Linked DNA regions of Homo sapiens: region 1 is linked to region 2. A link is a loop called in an ENCODE intact Hi-C map of the cell type or tissue named here. Cell type or tissue: MCF 10A. All regions are shown on one strand. Region 1 has its middle 18 kb from the start of LINC01722. Region 2 overlaps MACROD2 (mono-ADP ribosylhydrolase 2).

Evidence for each region. Hi-C counts contacts between places; a loop is a spot of excess contacts. Peaks named below come from ENCODE experiments on the same cell type or tissue, not always from the same donor. Only the 100,000 strongest peaks of a DNase experiment are listed, where the experiment ranks them.
Region 1: a loop joins it to region 2, with 7 times the contacts of the local background. A loop is called at or near these places in 3 of 110 quality-filtered maps.

The regions. Positions count from the first base shown.
Region 1 is chr20:12,968,198-12,972,197 of GRCh38, reverse strand. No RefSeq gene overlaps it. Among named protein-coding and RNA genes, the nearest start is that of LINC01722, 18 kb to the right of the region's middle. In MCF 10A, a CTCF peak has its summit at 1,733 (motif pointing left); a DNase peak (open chromatin) is centred at 1,727.
Region 2 is chr20:14,053,131-14,057,130 of GRCh38, reverse strand. The region is part of intron 2 of MACROD2 (mono-ADP ribosylhydrolase 2); the gene reads right to left. Among named protein-coding and RNA genes, the nearest start is that of MACROD2, 60 kb to the right of the region's middle. In MCF 10A, a CTCF peak has its summit at 1,792 (motif pointing right); a DNase peak (open chromatin) is centred at 1,800.

The DNA.
Region 1 (4,000 bases), 1.1 Mb after region 2:
TGGAGCTGGAGGCCATTATCCTTAGCAAACTAACAGGAATAGAAAACCAAATTCTGCATGTTCTCATGTAAAAGAGGGAGCTAAATGATGAGAACACATTGACACAAAGAGGGGAAAAATAGACACTGGGGCCTACCTGAGGGTGAAGGGTTGGAGGAGGGAGAGGAGCAGAAAAATATAACTATTGGGTACTAGGTTTAGTACCTGGGCTAAGAAATAACCTGTACAATAAACCCCCATGACACAAGTTTACCTATATAACAGACATGCACATGTACCCCTGAACCTAAAATAAAATTTTTTTTAAAAAAGAAAAAATAATACATTACACCCATCATAGAAGAGTGAATGGTGGAGGTGATCATTTATTTTGGACTTTTATTACTGGTTCCATTCAAACCTAGAAATGCAGCTCAGTTCTGTCCTGGACATTCACTGTCTTTGTTCCTACTAATAGCTACCTGTATTTCCAATTCTGACTATGTAGTTTTAACCAGGAGGCCAAAGGCACATGGCAGCTCTAAATGATTGAAGCGGATGATTTGAGAGTCTGTCGTAGCCTACTGGAAGAGGGAGTTTATACTTTTTCAAGGAAGTTTTTTGTTTGTATAAATTTCCACAGAGATTATTTAAAACTAGTTATTTAGAAAGTTTTCAGGCCCATTTACCAGATACCACTTTGTATCAAATGCAGAAGTAGTAAAGGGAATTTTTTCAAAAGGAAAGAATGAAAGAAAAAAACAGGACTCTAGAATCAGACAGACTTGTGTTTCTGTCTCACTCATTCATTCTAAGACCCTGAACGAGTTTCTGAATACTTTCTGAGCTCAAATTTTCCTCATTTATCAAGTGAAGGTGATAGCAACTTCACTGTCTTGTGACAATTAGATGAAAAAAAGTAAGTACTCAAAATAGGTTAGAGTTTTCCTCTTTTCTCTAGTACTGCACACTGATCCACAAGTCCAACTTTGTTCTTTCTAATAACTGTTATCAGTGTAAAATGTAAAAGATGTTGAGGAGGACATTCATCATCGCTCCATCTTGATGACAATGAACCAAACCTAAGGACAAAGTGAGTTAAATGCCAACCTTCTAAAAAGGGCTGCAAACCACTGGGTCCAGTCCCTGCCCTGGGCTGGCCACGAGGAGACACATCCTCTGTACTATCCCTAAAGGTCTCTGCAGTCCCCTTCCCAGCATGTGAAAGAATAGAGAGAAGTGGGGGGTTCACAGGAAGAGTGAGTTTCAACCTGATGAAGCAAGAGTTCATGGCAAAGATGCCTTCTCATCTCTAAAGCCACGTGATGGGAATCCCTCATAAGGCTGGGGGTGCCTGGGAAAAGGAAAGGTAGGATCTCATTCCCAAATGGACATCTCCGAAGGCATGCAGGATTACTCACCTGCCCCAGAGCATAACTGAGGAAGGGGAGAAAGGATGGGACAGGAGAGAGAGCAAGGACCAATGGTGGAGATCCGTGTACACCCACACTTGGAATGCAGTTCCCTGGGTGGTGTCACAGAAAGGAGCCAGTTTGGGTTATCCTGTGAAATCTTCACTGAAGATGGCTGAGAACAGGCATGAAGAGCTCCCAGGGCAAGCAGCTGCTGTGGTCTCTGTACCTAATCCTGAGGGGTCGTGAGCTTCTCAGACTTTTTCTTGGTCATAAAAGTGAAAAAATGTAGTTGTTTCAAGGGCCAGGAAAATTCAAAATGACTAAGCTTAGGCTGACATCTTGTGGCTCAGCCTGAAATAGGTGCTTCACTAAGAAATTATTTGTCAAGACTGGCAAAGAGAGGTGGCCTGCGAACAGAGAAAAAGACATCAAAACCCACTTATTATTTTGGACAATATGATGCTATCCTTTAATGTATTTTAAAGGATATCTGTGAGAAACAGAATATTTAACTACAGATTTAAATTTATTTTTGGCTAATACACATGGCCTAGACAATTACTGAAAAAACGACTTATTCTGCTTCCAATCCATTTCCAGCATGAGAGGTCCCCTTTCCTTTGCTGTCCAGTGGTCTACAAGCTGACCCCTCTGTGATGTCAGCAGGTATTCTGAGAACCCTGAGGAGTGCTGGAATGTTCCATGTGCCCATCTGTGCCCTCAACACATCATGCTCCAGACTGAGGCGCCATCTATCTCCTTCTTCAGGTCTGTGACCCCTCCTTTTTTTTTTTTTTTTTTTTTTTGAGATAGATTCCCATCACCCAGGCTGGAGTGTAGTGGTATGATCTTGGCTCACTCTGCCTCCCAGGTTCAAGAAATTCTCCTGCCTCAGCCTCCTGAGTAGCTGGGGTTACAGGCATGCACCACCTCACCAGCTAATTTTTGTATTTTTAGTAGAGACAGGGTTTCACCATGTTGGCCAGGCTGGTCTCGAACTCCTGGCCTCAAGTGATCTGCCCACTTTGGCCTCCCAAAATGCTGGGATTACAGGTGTGAGCCACTGCTCCTGGGCCTTCTGACCCCTTCTTCACACCATAATTATTTGCCAGGTCTGACCCACAGACCCTGGCTGAATGACAGATGAACAAATGCACTCAGACACAGGTATCTAGTGAAAGAGTGGGCTAGGAGACCAGGGCCACCCACAGACCCCAAAGAGGGTACTGTAAAGAGTCAGCAGCTGTGGCCCTGACCAGCTGGCACTGCGGGCATTTATTCAGTGTAGATTTAATGACAAAGGCCTTGAGTCAATACACTTGTGGGTAATTGCGTGGATGATTAAAGGCCCGGTTTCTGGAGATATGAGTAAACAACCTATTCTGATAAACTCCCCTGCATTCCTTTGTACCTACTTCTCGCCCTTTGCCCCAGGGTAAGAACTGCTCATTCTTCCCCGAAGCTTTGCAAAACCCCCATGGCCTTCCAAGAAGGTTTGCGTTTTTCCTACAGTTTCTCCCACCACCCTGACCAATCTCCTACAATTATTCTCTCTGGTCTGTTTTGCCAAAGAATGTGGATAAGAAGATTCCTTTAAGCTCAGTTCCAAAATGGCTATGAATTAGACACTGCTGGTACTTGAAAATAACGTAAGGAATGTAAGTACAATGTGCAAAACAGAAGCTCACAGATACAATCCCAGCTTCTCCTTGTTAAAAGAATTCCTCAGCTGCCATTTATCTCTGATTTCTCTTTGGGCACAGCTGCTAGAACACTGAAAACCTGCTGGTTTTCACATTTGTGTCCCGAAAAGAGTCCAAGTTTTTAATGTTCTCCAGAGTGAAAGAGCCCCAAGTCCTGCCTCTGGTTATTGCCAGAGGAAGGAAAACATCACTTTGCACTTTTTATTAACCTCTGCAAGGATGCACCATCCACAACCATGCCGTACGCATTTTAAGAACATTCTGATGCATTTGAATTTAGAGATTTTTGACAATATTCAGAGTTTCCCAAAGGATAATGGGCTCCTATTTGATTTACATCTCATGATGAAAGTGGTTCACAAAGAAGGTTCTTCTCAAAGCCGCGAGTCTAGCTCAAACTCCTAGTTTCAGTTTTTACTTTCAGACTTACATGAAAGGTATGTTTCAAAATGAAAGATTATTTTTTGATCTCACTGTATCACTATACACTGGTGGCAAATAGTTTAGCCTTTGTCAGCCTCCAAATGAAGACAGCAAAACTTACTTCATTTTGTGAGGATCAAATGAGATCATTTATGTGAAAACATCTTTAAACAATAAAGGATCATATAAACATGAATGTCTGCTGACTTTTTAAAAAAATCTTCTTAACTCAATGCTTCCGAAGCTAGTAAATTAGAGTTCTTTAGTTACAATGCATGGTTCTGCATAAATGCAGGAATATTGGGTGAAATGCTAAAATTACTCTTCATGCAACTTACTACTTTATTTGTGTATGTTGGGATTAATATTTTGAGACATATTGACACATTTTTCTCTTTTCTGTTTTTAACTATATTGCCTTCTCCATAGTCAGCCTGAAGCATCCATTGCCTTGGGAAGATTGGTGAAGTGGAGAGTAGG
Region 2 (4,000 bases):
TACTTTTCACATTTAGATCTTCAATCAAATGTGCATGGTGGGAAGCAGGGATCAAGTTTCATTGTTTTTCCCATTTGGATATCCACATGATAAGCAATGTTTAATGAAAAGATTGAATATTTTTAATTGATGAAGAATAAAATATATTATGAAGATATCAATCACAAACTTCTAAGAATCAAATAATGTAGCAATAAAACGTTAAAAAACAATGAGAAAAATGACAAACACACAACAGTAATACAAAACTTTAATAAAATTATCATAAATACATGATAGCTGAAGCACATAAAAAAAAAAAGAGATCTGAATAAATATATAAAACTGTATACCCTTCAGAGGACTCACCTTCTTTGTCAGTGCTTGGGGCACATTTTAAATACTGATCTTATATGTATCACCAAAAAAGATTTTAATTCTCAAAAACCAGAAACTGTACATTCCTTATTCTCTGATTATATTATACTAAAAATGGAAAATAACAATTGTAAACACATACATTTCATCATTTTTAAATACCCTCTTAAGTAACTTTTAGATCAATGAGGAAATTGCAGCTACATTTTATTGAAAATCTAGAAAATAACAAAAACAGCATCTTCTATTATATGGCATTTACTCAAATCTGTAATTTAGAAGCAAATTTAGAGTAATAAAAGCTTTTGCACAAAAAGAAAAATGGAAGTACTAAGTTGTTAGAAAAACCTGGAAGACAAAAAAAACAGGTAAAATTATTTTTTCAGTTAGCAAGCAGAAGAATAAAATTCAAAGGGCCATTGCTTTAAAAAAACAATAAAATACATATATACCTCCAATCTAATTACAATCTAAAAACAGACAACACAAGACATAACATAAATGTAATGATAAAGGGGGTTTTGTCACATATGGAAGTCAAATATCATAAGAAAATTCTATACATAAGTGTTTGCTAATAATTTTTTTAAACTGAACAAAACAGACAATTCTTAAGGAAAACACAAATTATCATATTATCCAAAACCTGAGAAGACCAATAACTATAGAATAAACTGAAAAAGTCATGAAATAAATACCTCTATGAAAGGTCATGGGTAAAATCTAATTATATCATATATTACCCATTTACAATCTGCATAATCAATCAATCAACAGAAATGTCGGTAACACAGTCTGGGGTTCTTATTAAAAACTGGCATCCATTAATTCATTTACTCATTCAACAAATATATATCCAATGAGGACCCTGTGTGTACTGGCCTCTGCTAAATACCAGATACAAATATGTACAAGCCAAACATGATACCTGACCTCTAGAAGTTATAGAACACAAACAAGTAAACAGGTAATTACAACAAATTGAGATGTTATATAAGAGGAGAAGGGACAGGTTTAAAAAAAAAAAAAACAGTACTGATCCCTACTCTCAGCAATGTTGGGGAGAAGAGGGTGGAAGAGACAGCTGGTATATGTTGAATGCCTGCTCTTTGCTGTCTGTGTCAGGTGCCACAAAAAGACATTCTCATTCATTCCCAGTAAGAACTCTGGACAGGTAACTTGCCCTATGCCCAGACTGGTAAATGGACAAGTTTTAAGGATTCATAGTCAAATGTGTATATATATGTATTTTTTTTTTTTTTTTTTGCTCCTGAAACTTCTGATCTTTCCCTAATGCCATTAAAGGAGAATAAGAATAACTAATGGAAGAGCAATAAAAGAGAACACCAAACAAAGGCTGTGGCAAAGGATCAGTAGAGTCAAAAGAGAAAGACTGTAACAGGCTTACAAGTTAATTAATGCATTTTTGGAAATCGATCACTAGAGGGCGGCATTGCAAAGACTATGAATAACAAGTCACAAAAAAAAGAACCAGAGTAAAACTATAAAGAACGCCAATGTGTTTAATCCATTTGTAAGTACTTTTTAGAATGCTTAAAACATTATTTCATGTTTAAGACAAAATAAACGCATGTTTTTCTTTCTTAACCTGAAATGTGTAGAAAATATTTCCTTGGAGTTTCACAAAACAAAGACTACTGTAACATAGTAGATGAGTAAGTCCATAAATACAAAATCTAATTTTATAAACTAGCTTTGGTACAGCAGCTTCTCAGTTTGAAAATAATCATATCGACCTTTATGTTTTCTTTTGTCAACATACTAATATTAACAAAATTAACCCATATAGAACTATTTTCAGAAAGGCAGTCTATAAATAATTATATCATAGAGTCAGGAACCTGAACTTTGAGAAAGTGCCTTTAAATGAAAGGCAAAGACAGATAAATAATTCTTCTAAAATAAAATCACTGCCTGCATGTTCTCATCTCTGAGTACTTCACAATCCAGAGTTTTCTGGCCCCATTGAAATTGTTCTGGACAAATTTACCAGTGGCAATTCTTTACCAAATCTGAAGGATTCCTTGCACTTTTTATGTTTCTACACCTCTCTGTGACATCTGACACAACTGAACATTCTTCTTTAGTGAAACACTAATTTCTTGCATCCAGCATAACCCTCACCATTATACTTTTACTCTATTGGCTCCCTCCCTGGCCACTTTTAAAGTTTAAAAACTTCAAACCTTCTTAAACTTGGGGAGTTTAAAACTCAGCCCTTTTCTATCACATCTTTTCTTTAAACAAATCTTCATTACATGGAGCACTTGCCAAATCTCATTCTCCAGCCAACTTCTCATAACTGTGTGCTAGCTACCTCTGCTTATCTCTGCAGCTCCTCTTCTACCATCCAGCCTTCTACTCTAAGATGTTGCTACAGTAAATGGTCTACAACTTGCACTCAGCTGGAAACTCCCCTCTTGGAGCTCCCCCATCCACCTGCTTTTGGAATTCCTCCTCATCCTTATACATCTTGCTAAATTGTCATACACTCTACAAGTTTCCCCAGTATTCTCCAGGAATCATTCCCATCCTGGTAGCTTTCACTATTGGGTGGATCATACTAGATTCCAAATACTCATTTGGTTTTATTTCCCCACTCAATGTGGTGGGGGAGGCAGAAAAGTAAACAACCAATTACAATAAGTGCTTTAGATAATCCTGAAAGAGTACGATTACATACTAAAAAAATTAAAAACTAAATTTAAAAACCACCCACACAAACCAATTCGCAAGATGGTTTCTATATAACATAGTTACACTCTTAATTTCCAAGTATTAATTTACCGTTTAGGATCAGGGTTTATACCAACACCAAGCTCAACATTTAATAGAAAAAAATCAATATCCTTAATATTACAACATATTTACTATTTAAAAATTTTTATTTTGACATATGCACTAATATAAGGTCTGTTAAAATCTCAAGGAAAAGAGAAAATCATGATTACGCATCACAAAAAGCACAGTTATTTAAGTGTAAAAAATAAAATTTAAGTTCCATCACGCTATCTATGGGAAACAAAATTGAGAAAATTGACCACAATATGAATAGAAATCACCATACTTCATCTTGAAAAATTAGTATTTATTGACAAAAACCCACAATAGTTGGTTTTGAGCACTAAAGAATTTTAAAGTGGAAGTGAAGTACCTTACAAAGCTCTCGTGATAAACACACTGTACTTTTTAGGTTTGGGCAGATGCTATACATTTTCATTCATCCTTGGATGAAATGGAAGCAAAAGTACCTTCATTCACAGAGGACAAAGAGCAGCTCGGATTGTGAGAAGAGTTTATGACAACTGCCCACAGCAGAGACATAATTCCTAGGACTGAAGCACTAGCTGTTTTTCCACATTAAAAGAAGACCAGCGTTTTTCCATCAAGACCCACAAAATTCAATCATTCCTTAATTTACTCCCTTTTCAGTTTTCTACCTTCATTCACTCTAGGAAGGTCTCTTAGAGTTACATATACAACAAAAATACATATTTCTATCACCCTTTTTGTCTGTTTGCCTTCTCTCAAACAGTATTTCTTTTTCCTTCTTCAAAACAGACTTTTCTCAAAGGAGTCTTCAATGAGTCTTTCTTGATTCAAAATGGACTGGAAGACAAGG